Regions from separate parts of the Homo sapiens genome. Here region 1 is linked to region 2. A link is a loop called in an ENCODE intact Hi-C map of the cell type or tissue named here. Cell type or tissue: endothelial cell of umbilical vein. All regions are shown on one strand. Each heading gives the region's core, and the rest is flanking DNA. Links, peaks and the distances in the headings are about the cores only. Region 1 overlaps ABLIM3 (actin binding LIM protein family member 3). Region 2 overlaps ABLIM3 (actin binding LIM protein family member 3).

What was found. Peaks named below come from ENCODE experiments on the same cell type or tissue, not always from the same donor. Only the 100,000 strongest peaks of a DNase experiment are listed, where the experiment ranks them.
Region 1: it touches region 2 in a loop (4-fold over the local background); 74 of 110 quality-filtered maps call a loop at or near these places.

What each region holds. Positions count from the first base shown.
Region 1 is chr5:149,147,607-149,156,538 of GRCh38, forward strand. The region is part of intron 2 of ABLIM3 (actin binding LIM protein family member 3); the gene reads left to right. Among named protein-coding and RNA genes, the nearest start is that of ABLIM3, 11 kb to the left of the region's middle. In endothelial cell of umbilical vein, for the core only: a CTCF peak has its summit at 4,385 (motif pointing left); DNase peaks (open chromatin) are centred at 3,065, 4,255 and 4,925; H3K27ac peaks cover 2,368 bases.
Region 2 is chr5:149,207,112-149,216,043 of GRCh38, forward strand. ABLIM3 (actin binding LIM protein family member 3) reads left to right here. Exons shown (of 24, transcript NM_014945.5): 6 at 1-23; 7 at 3,615-3,708. Among named protein-coding and RNA genes, the nearest start is that of AFAP1L1, 60 kb to the right of the region's middle. In endothelial cell of umbilical vein, for the core only: no CTCF peak of the experiment used is centred there; a DNase peak (open chromatin) is centred at 5,300; H3K27ac peaks cover 1,726 bases.

The sequences.
Region 1 (8,932 bases), core at 3,065-5,564, 60 kb before region 2:
CCTATGTTGTTCAAGGGTCATCTGTATAAGAAATTCCTAATCACTTTATCTGGAGAAGAGGAGCACAGGGCTGTGGTCTTTGAGCAGTGATAAGAGTTGATAGAGTGCAGGCCCTGGAATCAGACTGTTCCAGGTTCCAGTTCTCATTTTTTTATGTGTTAGATGTGTGGTCTTCAGTATGGTTGTCTCATGAGCAAAAAATGAAAATGATGAGGCATACCTCAGCTGGGAATGGAAACCAAATGTTAATGTTTAGTGTAGTATGCAGAGTGTGGTACCTTGGCTGTGGGCACAGCTGGCATCATGTCAGTGATGGGTGGTCACACTGTCATGATCACTGTGGGCATCATTGTGGCTGTCATTGTGGATTTTATGACACTAGCAAGCAGGTCACGCAACCTCTCAGACTTCAGTCACATCCTTCTCATGAATTGAGAAGCACACCTGAAGTGTGATTTTTTAAGGATTAAATGGGATTATGAGGAGATGTTTTATAAACATTTGTAAATTGTTTTTACTAATAAAAAAATGCTTAGATTACAAAAACAAGAGCATGCTTAGTCAGTGGCTCTTCAGAGTGAATTTTAGTTTCATTAGAATCCTTTCTTCTGAAATCTAGCTGAATATTAAGAAAGGGGTAATTTTGGAGATGCTGGAGTGAGGTGGTGGGCAGACCTAGGTAGAGCACAGCAGGTGGGGTCTGGTCCTTATTCAGGAGAAAATAGACACCAAACATGTGAGCAGGACACCCCAGGCTTGGAAAGGCCTGGGCTCATACTGAGTCAGTACACTCGCTTCGCTGAAGGACTTCAGAGGAAAGGAGGGAAACTGGCCAATCATTGCCACTTTGTCTTCTGTAGGGTAGATCCAACATCCAGCCTTTCTTTCTCTCATGAACTCTCAACCTATTCCAAGGATCTCTCATTTGTCTCCTGACCTACTGAGGCAGCCTCTAACTGGCCTCCTTTCATCCATGCCAGCCCCCTTCAGCGATCGGCCGCATCCCTACTCTGTATCACACTCTGCTTAAAGTGAGGCTCCCATGCTCCCAGGGTGAGAAAGGAAACTCCTCAGCAAGCCTGTAAGGCCCGATGTGGCCTGCTCCTGGCCTTGCTGACCAGCCCCATCTTGTCTACAGTGCACAGTTCTCAGTGTCCTTGTCACATGTGCCTTCTCCCATTCCCTCTAAGGGTTTGCTCCTGCTGACTTTACATGCATGGTTCCTTCTGCCGAGAAAGCCCTTTCCCCACTAGCACCAGCCCCTCTGCCCAGCCCCACACTTCACACTTCACCAAGGCTGGCCTCCTCACCCTCCAGAGCATCAAGTGCACCAAGATCAATGGTACCACATACTGCTCCTACTCATTTTATAGGCTTCCTCCTGCCTCTAGCCCCTTTGTTGGTCTTTACCATGGATTTGTATGCTAACAAATTACTTTTTTAGAGTAGACTTTGTTCTGTTGAAGAGAGTATTGAAGGGTCAAATAACTCCCACAAAGATGTCATGGGATAAGTAGAGACCATGCTGGGACAGCAAGAACCTGAGCTTTGGGGTATGGATTCTCGAGTTCAAACTCAAGATCTATCATGTACTCTCTCTGTGGTCTTGGACAGAATAGATCATGTCTCTGAGCTAAATTTTACCATGTATAAAATATGAGCAATAAATGCCAAGGTGCAGGGTTCTTCTAAGGATTCAGCGAAATAACATTAGAAACTCACAGGCATTGGGTCTCAGTGAATGGAGTTGAGTCTGAAGTTGAGTTGACTGTTGAGTAAAGCAAAGTTCTGGAAAGATGGTGTCATTAAAACTAAATCCTCTGATTAAAAATTAGTCTGTTCTTCTGGTATTACAGTAGGTGATGGATTTTCTACATAGGAAACTCATAGCTCCCGGGAAGCCTACAGGAAGCTTATTAACCTGGCATTGTATATGGCATGGGTTGAAAAAGGGAAGACAGGAAGTTAGGATCCCAATTGTCCTAGTTCAGAAAACGTCTCGGGCCAAAATTTGGATGGTTATAAAACTAGAAATAAGGGGAAAAATCTTTTAGAAAATAAAGACTGCATGGCCTAGCCACTGATTGTTTTATAAGGCAAAGAGGAAAAGGAGGATTCTATTAGGTAGGGTCTTGGCAGAGAACAGATTGGCAGTTTGAGAGGAGTTAAATGGAAGGACTCTTCACAAGTGTGTGAGAAGGACATTAAGAAACAAACAAAGAGAAGCAAGCATGACCCAGTACCAGGAGCCTAGTAACTGTGGCTCATGACCCACTGCTACCACAACTGCCCCTAGCTGGACCCAGAGACCCAGCTGGCTATGGGGTGAAGGCTGCCTGACAGGAACTGTGGCTGTGGCCCCAGGAAGGCAGCCAGCCTAGTTCCAAGGAAAGAACTAGGAGGATAAATATCCTGATCCTCCTCTTCTCTCTCCCTCAGATCTCCTATGGGTACCTCCCATTGGTCAAATCCAATCAGGAGCCAGAGGGCAAGGAAGGCATTTGATAGGTTCATAATGGTCAGCAGCTTCCCAGGGCACAGTCCAGAGTAGGGAAGCAGGCAGAACGGATCTGGAGAGGTGAGGGAGTTCAGAATAGAAGACACCCAGCACACGGGGCATGATGACCTTCCTCTGCTAATGCCATTGCCCAGATCAAGAAATCTAAGGATCCCTGAAGACAGGATCCTGACACACAAGAACGCAGTAGGATGCCCTCTCTAGAAATTCTACATCTGCAAAACAGATAAAGTAGAAGTGATTATTTACTCCACAAGGATAGAGATTGTTTTAAAACAGTACTTCCCAAATGAATGAAGCAGTTGTTGACAGATGATTACCTGAGGCTAAGAAGGGGTTAGAGGAATAACGTAAGGAACAATTTTAAAATCACCCAAAATGACTATAACACATCTCAGAAAAATCACAACGTGATTTCAAGAGCACTTGGATTGCGTAAAGGAAGTGATATCAATTCTGAACTCCAGCTTTCCTATCTGGCAAAAGCTTTATCTTGCTGAGATAGCATCTGCTGTGGTGAACGGTCAACAACTGGCTATTACCCAACTTTAGGCAGAAACCATTGTAAAAGTACAGAAAACAACCAGAAGTATCTGAACACCTTCGACTTTCTGGGTATTTTGCCAGATAAATTCTTCCTTTGCAGTTCTTAAGGGCACAGACTGAAGTTAGGTTGCTGGACTCAAATTCTAGCCCTGCTTGTACTTTCTGTGTATCCTTAGGCAAGTCACTTACCTTCTCTGTGCCTCACTTCCTCATCTCTAATGATAATTACAAGGAGGCAAATAATAGTGCCTCTGTCAGAGAAGAGATATAAAGAATAAATAAGTTAGTTGTGAATTCCTTAAAACAGTGCATGGCACATAACAAAGGTTTCTGAAATAAATAGTATATATTAGTTTGCTAGGGCTACTGCACCAAAGTGCTACAAACCGGGTGGTTTAAACAACAGAAATGTATTGTTTTATAGCTCTGGTGGCTAAAAGTCCAAAACGAAGGTGTTAGCAGGGTTCCTTCTGAAAGCTGCGAGACAAATGTCTACTCGAGGCCTCTCCTTTGCTTGGAGATGGCTGCCTTTCTCCCTGAGTCTTTTCACATCACCTTTATCCATGTGTTTCTCTGTGTCCAGATTCCCCCTTCCACAGGGACACCCGTCACATTGGATTAGGACCCATCTAATGATTTCATTTTAACTTGTTTATCCCTGTAAAGACTCTATTGCCAAATACGGTTATATTCTGAGGTACTGAGGGGTAGGGCCTCAAATATGAGTTTGTGGGGACACAATTCAATCCATAATAGAGTGTTTGTTAAGGAAATGACTCCTCAAGGAGATTTTCTTGTGTTTTGGTTTCCCCTGAATGTCAGCCACTGTCCACACTAGCGTGAGATGCTAACAGTTGGTTACTAAATGCAAGTCACTAAGTTTATCTATCTAGTCTTGATGTTTAAACCCTCATTTTGCTATCCCTGACCCATGGAGGTAGACCCTCTCTTCCTAAGAATCTGAAGGGAAGTGCTCTTACATAGGAGGTCCCCACATGGGAAGACCCCAGTAATTTAGTATGTCCACAGCCAGTCTGTTTGCCACACTTTCCACCCCACCTGGTCATTTCTTACAACTGTGGTGTTTCAATAGTGTAAGGGAAGTTAGTCATGACATTCGTTTCCAATCTTCCTAGTTCCTGGGCCTGTCCAACACAGGGAATAAGAATTGGATTGTTCATTTGTTTATTCATCAGGTATTTACTGGACACCAGCTCTGCACTAAGCATAATGCTGGAGATACAACAGTAAATAGAACCAATGTGGCCTTTAAAATCATGGGTCACACAGCTGGGCAAAATGTGCCTCCTGGTGGCCAATGTAAAGGGACACGTCTTATTTGCCCTACACCAGGTTTTTAGTGAATTTGAATTATTTGCCAACAATGGGAAATTGGGAAATCAGAAGTGGGATTTCTGGCTCTCTTAAAAACAAAATGAAGTCGGAGGATTTTGCAGCCCTGACCCAATTTTTCTTCCTAACAGCAATCAATAGGATTGCCTGCTTTGGATGGGGTATATACTTAGTTTCTGGCTTGCCACAATTATCACTTCCTATTAAATTACACAGTGACAGCTTAATATTTTTATGTCACCTTGCCACTGCAGTCCAGTAGATGATCCATAAAACATCAAATATGTAGAAGTGATTCTTCACACAGAGATGTGGAAGCTGCAGCACATCTGTTAATGATTATGGGAGAAAATCCTGTCTGAAGTTAGCAATTGATTAACATTGCCATGATATTAATGTCCTCATGAAGTGAGCAAAACCCTGCCACATGTCCTTATTCCCCCAACTGACCCATTCCCAGAAGGGTGATGTCATATCCTGTTGGATACAGTTAGGCAAATAACAGGGCAAACAATATCCTGCCCTGACCTCCTGGAGGTCAGTTTTGTTTTCAGAGAACCTAGTAAAAGAGAGTAGGACACAGAACAAAGGAGGGCAATTCTGGATAACTGATCCCAGATCTGGGTACCTTTTCTAGCCCAAAAGAGGGCGTCTGAGGAGGCTGAACTGTTCCAGAGAATGTTCTGACATACGGGACATGCCTGGTCCAGTTGAGAACATCTAGTCAACAGCATGAGCTCTGTATGGGTTGGGTGAGTTTGATTACCCACCCAGCTAAGGGATGACTGCTGAAAGGCCACAACAATGATTGCATGTGGCTACTCACAACCTTTCCTCTGTCATTATAGAGTCCTCCTGCTTGAGAAAGTAGATCATGCCAACATAATTTCTTCTGTTTAGGGCAGATTCTTCCTTATTCCTCAGGAAGAAATCAAGGTAGCAAATAATTCACAGAAAGCAAAGCACAGTGTCTGGCACATAGTAGGTACTCAAAAGATAATTGATGAGTTAACGCATTCATGAAAAGCCCACTCTCTCTAATAAGCCCCAGGATAAAGATAGATAAAGATCTCTTTCCTAAGCTCTAGGGTCATCTTTCTGATCATCTGCTAAGATGGCTACTAGAATATTCCCAAGGCACTTCAAAATTTAATAAATTTACTCTCTTAAGAAAACAAAAGCAAAAAGCCTACCTTAGCTCTTACAGTCCTGGTTGATCTATAGAACCTCTATCTACCCAGTCATAAGTCAGTGATTAGAAAGCAGTCTTCTGAGACACTTCCCTTTCCTCCACTCTCCTGTGTTCCATCTGTCACCACATCTGGTCATTTCTACCTCCCAAACATGACTTGAACTCTTCCCCTCCTCAATGACCATCACTCCCTAATGTCTCCTACACCAGGCATGGCAGCCATTGGAGGAAGAGGTTAGGGGAGCAGGAGTTGGTCTCAAGTTCAGAAAGAGGCAACTGAGCAGTACGGCCTACAGGAAAAAATGTGATTTCAGGCCATATGGACAGGAGGTGAGAGTCCCACTCTGCAGACCCTGATCAGGCTCTGTTTGAAACATTATATTCAGGGAAGACAGTGATCAGCCCGTATATTCCCAGAAATGAGTGACCGGAACAGTGGAAGGACTTGAAACATGCTGGGGAGAGGATGTTGAAGGAACAGTAGGAAGACGCCAGGCAGCTCCACATGTTGGTTTTGTGTCTGCCTGAGAGTATGGATGGTCCCTCAGTGATTTCAGATTAGGTTTCACCTGGCTCCCTAAACATCTCTTAGGCCTTTTTTCTAAGGGTGTCACCAGACAGACAAGGAGAACATACAGGCTCCACATGCCGCCCTGCTGTTCCCAGGGGCTGTGGTGGCTGTTTGTGTGCCTGTGCTACAGCCCCACCTTCTCTCGCAGCAGAATGCTACTCTCTAGTGCCTCTATCATTTCCAAAGCTTCGTCCTCACATCTGCTTAATTTTGTGCAAAGCACAGATCTTTCTCCATGGGCTGTTACTCTTGCCCTCACCAGGCCAGCAGGGCCGATGAAGCAACTGCTTTGCAATAGTCTAATGACACAGCTGATCTATTTTAAGCACCTGAAGCACACTCTATCAAGTGCCAATCTTCCCGCTGCAAGTCACGCTCAGCTTGCAGCAGCAGGGGCAGCCCAAGGTCTATTCCTATGTTTTGAGATATGGGGAAACAGCCCAGGGATCCCAGCCCTGCCCGTCTGGTGATAGTCTAAAGCAACCATAAAATTAGATATTTTTCACAGTCAGCATGAGTTGTTCTCGAAAGAGAGTTGCCTGTGATGTTAGCATTATATGGTGCAGGAACCTCAGGTGATTATAAATCCCCCTTTCAACTGGCAGAGACAGAGCCTGGGCCTGTTACATGTAGGGAGAAGGAACTTGAGAGGCAGCATTTCAGGAACTGAAGCTCAATCCCCATCAGAAATTCCTTAGACTCAGACTAATGTTTTCTCCTCCTCCTCCTAATCCAGAGACTCTTTTCCAACTGCAGCCTGAGTGCAAATGTTTTACATCTATTATTTTATTTAATCCTTACAACAATCTTACATGGGCCTTCCTTGAATTCTGTGTCTAGGGAATATCCCCATGTTATATTTGCTCTCACTATTCTTCACAGAGCTTACCATAGTCAGTGATTATTTTGTTCATTAGCTCATTTTCTTTGTTTCTTTCTCTCATCCTCCTTTGACTATAAGCCACATGATGATTGTGTGACAAACCCTGTCTGTTTTGTTCACTGCTGAGTCCTGCACACTCAACATGGTGTTTGATGCAGAGTGATGATCACTTATAAAAGCATTTCTTGGACACATGAATGAGCCCACTTACGCTTCACAAGAGTCCTAGAAAGAGGACACTGACATTGTTCTCATTTTACAAAGAAGGAAATTGAAGCCCAGAGAAGAGATATTTGGCTCCAAATCACAAAGTTAAGAAAAGTGATGGAGCCTTGAGTGAATATGTGGATGGATTCATTTAATGAGGAATACTTCAATATCCTCATTTTACATAAAAGGAAAATGAGATTCAAAGGTAAATTGCCTGGATAAAGTCACATGAGCTAGGAAGCAGAGGAGCAGATGTTTAAACTGTGTTGGTCTGACCCTGAGGCCTCCTTTCCCTCCTCCCTGCTCCTCCTTTTTACCATCTTTTTGTATTTTTACTGTGATGGAGATCTCCAGGGGAAACATGGATTGGGATGGCTGATCTTCCCGTTGGATGCCCCAGCACTATTCACTCATTCACTCGGGCAGTGAAACAAATCTTCACGCTGTGAGACAGTGACATTCCATATTCTAGGCACCATGAAATCAATGATGCACAGGACAGAGAACTGGACCTCAGACTGCTTCCATCCAGCATCTTGGAGGGGCAGACAGAAGCATGCATGACTGTGATGTGAGATAAACCATGGCGGGTGCTGAGAGGGAAGGAAAGAGTACAGAGGAAGACAGGCCAAATTCCTCTGGAAGGCCTGGGAATGCTTGTTGGAGAAGGTTCCATTCAATCTGGTCCTTGGGGCAGGGAACAAACTTATGTTGTGTAGGGTTGAAGGAAAAGAAAGAGCAGTCTAGATGGGCTTACTCATTCCTAGGCAGGCATTCCACACACCCTAATGCACAATTCCTGAGTCCTGGGCCTTTGTCTGGGTACTGGGATGGAGACCGAAATAAAAAGACAGAAAGCCCTCATCGGGAACTGTTAGGAAGTCCAGTTTGTATACGCTAGAGAATATGAGTATGTGGACACTGAGAAAACGCTGGGAGTTGGTGAGGATCAGCTCTTTGAGAGGGTCAGATGCCACGCTAAACAGTATTTGTTACAATCTACAGCCAATGAGGAGTCAGGAGAGGTTTGGAGCCCAGTAGTGACCTGCCCAGAGCTGTGCATTATTTAGGAAGATCTCCCCAGCAACACATACCTCATGCATCAGAGGGCCTGGAGGCAGTGAGAGGCAGACCTAGTGCAGCAATGCAGTTGTGAGTGGATGCGAGGGAGAGTGTGGGGATGCAGGGAGAATGAGCTCCCAGTTGTTCTGCAGCCAAGCTGTGCATTTCTGCAACTATGCCCATGGGTGGGCTTGCTGTATATTCTAATACCTGGGACTGTGAAAACTGGTACTTTGAAAACTAGGTTATTGACCAAACTGAGAAGGCTAGATCGTATATTTGATAAGAAGTTGAGCTATAGAATCAGACTGCCTGGGTCCAAATTCCAGCTTGACCCTTATTAGCTGTGCCGCCTTCAGAGAGTTGCTTTTTACCAGACCCCCAAACGTCAGGTTCCTCTTAAGATGGGGATGATAGGTGAACTTTAAGTGAGTGAATATATGTGAGATGCTTAGCACAGTGCCTGGCACATGGAAAATACTCAGTAATGATTAATAGTGATAAGTAATGGAACACATTTGAATGTACTATTTTGGGAAAACCCCTTTTAAAGATACAAAATAACCAACACATGCTATTGTTATGATGTAGTCACCA
Region 2 (8,932 bases), core at 3,916-6,415:
CTCACCGGGGAGTATATCAGCAAGTGGGTCCCCCTGCTCCTGCCCCAGCTGCCTGGGCCTCTGCATTCTGTGAGGCCTGCCCCATTGAGCCCATGCCTACATCTCCAGCATCATCTCCCTTCCTTTCCGTCTGCTGCTGCATTCTGGCCAAACAGCATCTTTCCCAGCAGCCTCTTTCCCCCGTTGGACCCTCCCGGGGGGGTTTCCCTCTGCCTGAGACACCCTCCCTGTTCCTTGCACGCCTGCTGCCCCTTCTCTCCCTTCTGGTCTCGGTCCCCATGCCTTCCCCTCCGGCCGTCTCTCATTTACTGCCCCGTTTTGGGCCCTCAGAGTACCTTGTTGTTTCCTTCACACAGGCTACCACCATTGGTAATTACATATTTATCCCTGGTAACTTTGTAATAATGCTAATAATACTATCTACCATTTATTGAGCTTTAATTATGTAGAAGGAACTCACTACTTTGTATGAAGTATCACTTTAAATCCTCATAACTGCCCCTTTGAGGAATTTATCCCCACTGAATACTCAGACTTGAGAGAGTAAATAACTTGCTCCAGTAATAGTGTTTAATCTCTGTACCCACCAGGAGAGGGGCTTTGTTTTAATCACTGCTATATCCCCTGCCCTGAGAGCAACACCTGACCCACAGTCAATAATATAGTTGCTGAATGAATTTAATGGATATGAGAGGAGGTGATGGGTGCATAGTTATCCAGAGGGGCCAACCTCCAGTGACCCACACACTGCAGTATTAGACAAGTGTCCTCTTGTTGCTGGGCCCCAGTGACCACATTTATATACTCAAGTACCTAAAAGTAATTATCAGCACAGATCCTTTGTCACAGCTTTGACATCATATGACCCCAGACCCTTCTAGGTGCCACTCTCTGGCCTGATGCCAGGCAGTGGCAAGCACACAGAGCTGCAGCACACATGCTTCTGCTGTCAAGACCCTGCAGTCTAATACGGGAAACAGATATGCTGCGTTCATGAAGAATTATGACACCAGGAAATGTGTGATCAGGAGCCCAGACAAGCTTTATTCTTTAAGACCTTTTTGATCCTAAGTGACAGAAAACCCACCTCCAACTCAATTAAAAGCAAAAATAGGAGTTTATTAACTCACAGAAATGGGAAGGCCAGAGGCACACTGGCTTCAGACATGGAGGAATCCAGGGGCTTAAGGATGTCATTAGTACTTCAGAAGTCTCTGTCTTTCTCTATCTATCTTTTTGTCTCTCTCTCTCTCTCTCTCTCTCTCTCTCTCTCTCAATTTCTCTTTCTCTCTCTCTGTCTCTCTTTCTCTCTCTCTGTCTCTCTCTGTCTCTGTCCCTGTCTTTCTCTGCTGTCTTCATGGTGGATTAGTTCTCAATCTGGCCCTCCCCAAGTGCTAGCAAAGAAGATTGCCAACACTCCAGGCTTCCATACCAAGCCTAGCAGAAAAAGAGGCCTCTTTCCCAGGAACTCCAGCAAAAGTCCCAGGTCTGCCTCTGATTTGGCCACTGTTAGGCCACATGCCCATTCCTGACCAATCACTGGCCCAGAGGATCTGAACCCTAGAGCCAGAGAGCAGCCTCTTGTGACCCACAGGGACCTCAACTGGGAAGGGGTGGCTTCCAAAGGGAAATCCAGGCGAGGTACTATTATCAGCAGAAGGGGAAATGGATGCTGGCCAAACAACACCTGCCTGTGTCCAAGATAACAAATAAAGGGCTGTGAATATTCAGAGAAAAAAAGGATGACTGCTAACTAGCATGAAGTAGAATCTTGAATCTCTGAGAGTTCCATGGAAGGTGGGGGTAAGATTCAAAAATGCAAAGAAGAAGAGCTTCTAGGCAGAATGGCCAGCCTGGGCAAGGCCAGGGCAGTAGGGGAGTGTTGGACATCTCCATCCTGTATAGGAGCTCAAACATGTGCCCAGGTGAAGCCAGATCCTGGGCTGCATAGGTGAGCTGAGGTCACATCACCGAGAGCTCTCGATGCCATGCTAGCAGGAGTTTGGCATTCCCCTCTATGCCCACCAAGCAAGGAGTGCCCTTAGTACATTGCCAGCCAGGAGTGCTTGAGTCTGGAAGCCTAAATCAGAGTTCTCTAGGGACTTAAGGGATTGTTCAGAGCTCCTCTCAAGGAGGCCCAGCCCAGATTGCCCACCACACCTGGTACCTCTGCAGCATAGCTCTGGGCCCCTTACCTGGCTGCTGGCAGAGTGGCAGGGGCTCAGAGGCACTGGCTCAGGCATCAGATGCCCAGGATAGAAGCGCAGCCTATGTGACCTTGGCAAGGGACTCCACTGCTCAGAGTCTCAGTTTCCTCATTTATAAAAATGGAGAGAAGATGATCTACCTGTAGGGTTGTGTAAGGGCTCAGAGATCTGTGCTTAGCACCCAATAACTGCCCAGTAAATACTCATTTTACCATCCTCTTTTAGAATTGTGTACCGCTAATTCCCCAAGAGAAGGATGGATCCAAAAGAGATTGTGTTGGCATTTATACTCAAATCTTGTTGGCTCATCACATCCACCTTCTGACAAATGACTTTTTCTCCCTGCAGAGCTACCCTCCCGCACCCACAGAGTGAGAACCTGATTGAGCGGGGGAGGAGGGAGGAGTTGAAAGGGTTGGGGGAGGTGTGTCTCAGGGGCTCACAAACAAGTCCTTGCCTTGTGGGCACAGTCACACCTCCAGACCTTGGTCGGACATCTTCAGACCTTGGTCCTCACTGCTGCTTCTCCAGGAAAATGCTGCCCAGGGTGGGCCCCCAGCAACCTCATCAGGGCAACAGCTTCGAGATGGAAAAGTGATGTGCCTCTCCTTTAGGTCTCTCAGTGTCTGAGCCAAGTTCTCTTACACCCAAAAGTGAAAGAAATGTTTCTCCTCAGAGTTCAGACTTGGTCATTAGAGCGAGGCAGAGCCCGAAGCAAAGCTAAGCTCTCCGATGCCCCCAACTATCTCTACCTCAGTCCTAGAGAACTGAGAACCAAATGTCCTCCTCAAAGACTCCTCTCAGCAATCATGGCCATTCCTCCAGCTGCCATTTGCTGAGTACTCAGTATGGCTAGGCACTGTCCTGAGCCCTAGGGTACACTGGACCCATCTCCTTTAATCCTCATGACAACCTGGGTGAGAAACCAGACAACCTGGGTTTGAATTCCAGCTCTAGGTCATCCTGGGTGGCCTGGGACAAGTTACTAAAGTGTGCTATGCTTAGGTTTTCTCACCTACACAATGGGGATACTAATAATTCTGACTCATAGGGTTGCCATCAAACACCATCAAAGAGCCCGGCGCACACCAGCAACAAATGTTAGTGGCTATTAGTCATAGGGGGTGGTATAAGAATAAGGGATAACAATCTTATCACTGTCCGCCAAGTGATAAACATTGGGTAAAAAATGGAGCACACAGGAGGTGGTCCCAGGAGGCTTCCTGTCATCTACTGATCTGGGAGCACAGTCAGATGATTCTTTCATACAGATGAAATTGTTTATTAAAGGAGAAGTATCGAACTTTGGCTCAGTCAACATAGGCTGCAGGTCCAGAATCTAAATGCCATGTGCACCCTCACTGATCCTCCCTAACTTCCTCATCCTATGTGAACTTCTTCTTGCAGGGATGGTGTTCCATACTGTGAGTCCGACTACCATGCCCAGTTTGGCATTAAATGTGAGACTTGTGACCGATACATCAGTGGCAGAGTCTTGGAGGTGAGTGGGTATAAGTAACCGTGAAGATGTGGCAGGGTGATCTGTGCCTCCAAAAAGTCATCACAGAAGAAGGAGAAAGTCATCCCATACCTTTTTTTCCATAGCCTTTACCTCCTCCACCTTTGCTTGCTACATGACCTTGAGCAGATAACCTTGCTGAGATCTCTGGGAAACCCCAAAATGAGAAGGTAGACAAAATTCTTCCTGGTTCAAAAAATGCTGTGCTGGGAAAATCAGTTGTATCTTTGATTCGGACCCAGACAGATTTCTAAAGAGTGACATTAGGATTTTCCTCCCAGCCCTGCCGGAGAAAGGAAGTCTTTTTTATTTATTTATTTATTTATTTATTTAATTATTTATTTTGTTTGTTTGTTTGTTTTAGTATTTGGTAATGTGCTGATTTAAGAGCCAGCTTGTCTAGCAGCTTGCTCCCTAAGCCCTTCTTTGGTGGGTCCATCACCATGGCAACGCCTCTCCCCAGCCTTTGATGTATGACTCCTTCTGCAGTGACAGACAACCTGCAAAACCCTTGCTGAGGCCTTGCTGAGCCCCTGTGCACTGGTCTTTCCGGCCTTTCTTCCTATACCCTGTGGGCCTGGAAGCTATCTTCCTATACTTTGGGACCACCCACCTTGATGAATTAGAAACAGGGAAGGGCTCAGTGGAAAGGAAAAATAATAGCCTAACAGGAATAATTGAGTTCTAGTATTGACTCTACTCCTGCTCAGATTTTGAGTAAGTATCTTTGCTTTTCTAGGCCTCAGTTTTTCCATATGACAATAGCTAGAGGATCAGATTGGATCAGGTATTGTCAGCAGAATCATTAATTCTGCCAAATCTGGCCAGTTGGTTGTGGTTACCATGAGTGCTTTGTTGAGAACAAGTCTGCAGCCACATGTAGACTCAGCAGGAGGGGATGTAGCAACCAGGAAGGAACTCTCTGAGGACATGCATTGAAGCAGAGCCCTGAGGATGAAAGAACTATCCCTGAAGGGCCCTGAGGTGGGAAAAGATAGAGGAAGAATGAGCTTGACCCATTCAAAGAACAGAGAACCCACACAGAATTGTGGCTGCAGAATTTTTCTCAACACAAGCACTCATGGTAACCACAACCAAGTGGCCAGATTTGGCTGAATTAATGATTCTGCTCACAATAGCTGACCCAGTCTGCCAATGTGGCTGAATTCTATAAATTGAGGGTAGGGGAGGATGAAATATAAGAGTATATCATATATGGCATACCATGTAGGACTTTGTAGACCATGTTTAGAAGTTTGGGTTTTATACTCAGTGCAATGGAAAGCCATTGGAGAGTTTTAAGCCAAGGACTAACATGATAAGATCATGTTTTTAAAAAGATTTCTGTGGTTACTGTGTGGAGAATTTTCAGAGAGAGTCAGAGACAATGAGATATAAACAAATGAGCAGAGCTGGGAAACATTTAAGCATCTCGAGAGCTGTAAGGAGTGCGATGCAGAGGACAAGGCATGAGTCCAGGAAGGGTTGTTGGGGGTGGGTTTCTGAGGGCCTGGGATACCAGGGTGGAGTTTGCATGTGACTCACTGGGCAAGGGAGCATTGTGGAGAGACTGGGAAGGAACGTCCTGGTTAGAGCTGGGCTTCTGGGAGGATGACGTGATAATGTACACAGGCTACATTTGAAGGAAGGAAGCTGGAAGGGATGAGTGAGGAGGCCCCTGCGTGACCCAGGCAGGAAGGACTCAAGAGGTACAGTAGCAATGGAGAGGGAAGCCACCCTTGTGCCCAGCCCTATGGAAGTAGAATTCCAATCACTCTGCAACTGAGGGGCAGCTTGTGGACATGGGGATTGAAGGAGAAGCAGCTAAAAGTTGCACCAAAGAATTATCTATTTCTGAGGGATAGGAAGCCTGGTGTCATTGGCAGAACTGGGGATGACAGGGGAAAAAGCTGATCTGGCAGAAACATGGCGAGTACCATTTAGGATGAGTTGTGATTGAAATCCCAGGAGTGTTTCCAGAAGGCAGTCAGAAATACGGATCAGAGGCTGGGAGTGGTGGCTCACACCTGTAATCCCAGCACTTTGGGATGCCAACACAGGGTGATCACTTGAGTCCAGGAGTTCAAGATCAGCCTAGGCAACACAGTGAGACTTCATCTCTATAAAAAATAAACAAAACTAGCCAGGCATGGTGGTGCACGCTTGTAGTCCTAGCCATTCCGGAGGATCACTTGAGCCTGAGAGGTGGAGGTTGCAATAAGTTGAGATTGCACCACTACACTCCCGCCTGGACAACAGAGCAAGATCCTGTCCGAGGCAAGAAAAATGAGAAAAGAAAAGAAATATGGATCAGAGCTCAGGAACAAAGCTCAGGCCTGGAGGAGCCAATCTTAAAAACGTGAGGCTTTGAATAATAGCACCACCAGAGTCCTCAGGATTTCCAAGACAGAGGAAAGAGAGCAAGGAAGGAGGCTGACACCAACCTTGGCGAGCAGCTGCTCACAGTGAAAGCGACTCAGAAAGAGACTGAGGAGGTAGCAGAGGAAGATATGGGAAGAGAATCGGGCATTCAGTGAAAGGACAGAGCTTCAGAAAACATGGTGAGGTCAGAGTGTTGGTCAAACTCTGTAGAGCAGTGAAGGACTGCGTGGGCTGCGGAAAAGCTGTTGGATGTGGGAAAGGTCACCTTCAGAAGAGTCGTTTGTTGGCTTTGCAGAACTGTGGGGAAGAGGCATCCAGAGTGTAGTAGGTTGAAGGGTCAATGCGGTGGGAGATATTACAAAAGGAAACTTTTCTTTCCAGAAAGAAAGAACTTAGATTACAGACAGGGCCACAGATGGAAATTTGTTCAGCATTTCCAAGCTGCTTTGAAATCCTGTTGGTGGCAGCTGCCGTTTCCCCGAGAGTTACCGTTGTTTAGCATTGCGGTAGACTGTTCCTCCCAGGCAGCTGTTGTGACTGAGTTTCGATTGATCCCATTTCTACAAGGCTCCATTAGCATCTTCGACTTATTGATTTTTTTTTTTTCTTAGAGCTGGAAGAGACTTTTAGCAATCAACTAGTTCAACCTCTTCATTTTACAGATGAGAAAAGTGAGACCAAGACATGCAGTGTTTTTCCAAGGTCACAAGCAGCATTTCTGGTAGAGACAGAGCTAAAATCTAGGACTCCAGGCTGCTGTATCTACCGATACCCACAGCTCTCAGCCACTTGGGGGTCTTTGAGGTAGCATGATGTCAGGAAATAGACATGGCTGCAGTAAAACAGACTTGGATTCAGATTTTACCACTTCTAGCCCTGAAGCCTTAAGCAAGATATGTCCTCTTAGTCTGTATCTATCAACAGACAATACTACTGTCATTTAATTCCTAATGAACACGTTAGTCAAGACTTTTTGGGCTGCAACAGAGAGGAAGTTTCTCAGCTCCTATAACAAAAAGCCCAGGAGCTGGATCCAGTGCTTAAGCGAAATCATTTAGAATCCCCAGCCATCTTGGCTTACTTTCTTCCAAGTTAAGTTTATTCTCAGGAGGGCGTTCTTGGTGATGGGAAAGTTGGACACCAGTTGCCCCAGGCTTAGATTCTATCAGCCGGCACGCCCGGTGGAAAAAAGAACTTCTCTTTTCTAATAGCTCAGCAAGCATTCTGGGACTGACTCTCATTGGACAATCTCAGGCCCATCCCTGGGCCACTAATTGTGCCCACAAAGTTGGAATATGCTCATTGGTGGGGTCAGCACTACTTAACCCTGTGGACTGATATGGAGAAGAGGTAGCCCCACCAAGGAAAGGCTTGGGACTGTTTCTGGAAGAAGGAGGAAAGAATGATGGCCATGCAGGAACAACAGTCGCCCAAGCACATCGTCTGGCACACTGCAGGCATTCAATTAAGTTGTTTCTCCTTCTCTTCTCATCCTGTCCCTTCCCATTTCCTCCCTAGGCCACCCCATGGTCCCTTCCTCAGTGACAGAGCTCAATGGCTGTCAGTGTCACTCCTTCCATCCCTGTCTGTTTCCTCACCAAAAAGGACCACAACCTGGTTTGCTTGTTGCTACATTTTTGAACCTGGTTTGCTGTTTTCGGTCCTCTCAAATAGGGCTCTGTTTTGAGGGTACCAATTTTTTGCCATTTTTCTTTACTATTTTCCTGATTTCAGTTCGTTAATAGACAAAATGGTTCATCTCAGCTAGCTGACGTGGCTTTTCCTTACTCTGGGTGCAGGCTGCCCTACCTCCCTTTGCTCAAACTGTTTTCAACACCATCCAAGACTGGGGCTGCTGAGATGGGCACAAAGCCTCTTTCAGCTGGGGTGAGGTAGTGGGGCATGACATTTAGGAAAATGCTAGGCTTCAGTTTTGCCAAGGCACTGTTGCCACACTGGAAAACAGGTCTATAATCAAAATGATAAAGAGACACAGAGTAGGAAGAGGCTGCTAATTAAACTGATTATCCTTGTCATGGTACAAGGGAATCAGTCCCACACATTCCAGCTTAGGAAAATAGCAGGCTCCTTCCAAAGTTTGAACATATTCGCTTTGATGATGACAAGGACACTGTCTCATTGGTGCGAGGCCATATAAACAAACGGGGGGAAAAAGGAATATTGGAGATTTTTTTCTTTTTGTAAAAATCTGCCTTTCCCACATTCTTGCTAAGTTTTTAGAATAGAGATAATATCTCCAGAATAGGCAAGCCCATCCCAACAATCTTCCACTCCCCCCACATAAAAAAAAAAAGAAAAAAAAAACTAAGTTTGGAAATAGGTCTTCTTATTATGCAATTATAATTTTTGAATTGGAAGGAACCCATTAGCATCAGATCAAGTGATGGCTTGGACAGGGACCTTTAAGAACCCCTAACATCCATCAGTTTCCCCTGGGCATTACCCTCCCCCAAAGAAAACCCTGCCCTGACGTTGCAAAATATTTCTTCAAACAAGGCCCACCTGCCAACCCAATTGCTGCACCAAGCTCCTGCATATACAAATGCTGGAGCCGCCGCTGAAGTTCCCTTTTACAAGCCCTCTTGGCTGGGATTTTGGTGTTAGAATTGTGACTCCAGAAGCAAGTGCTGAGCTGGTGACTGACTCACACACATCCGGACCCAACACTGCTGCTGGCTTGCAGTGAACCCTTGAGGCACAACCTTCTCAGGGGCTGTTTCTTCCCCCCATGGAAGTCTTTGCAGCTGCAAATTATTTTCATTTTTAATTTAAATAGTGATGGGGAAGGAAAGTGAAAATAGGG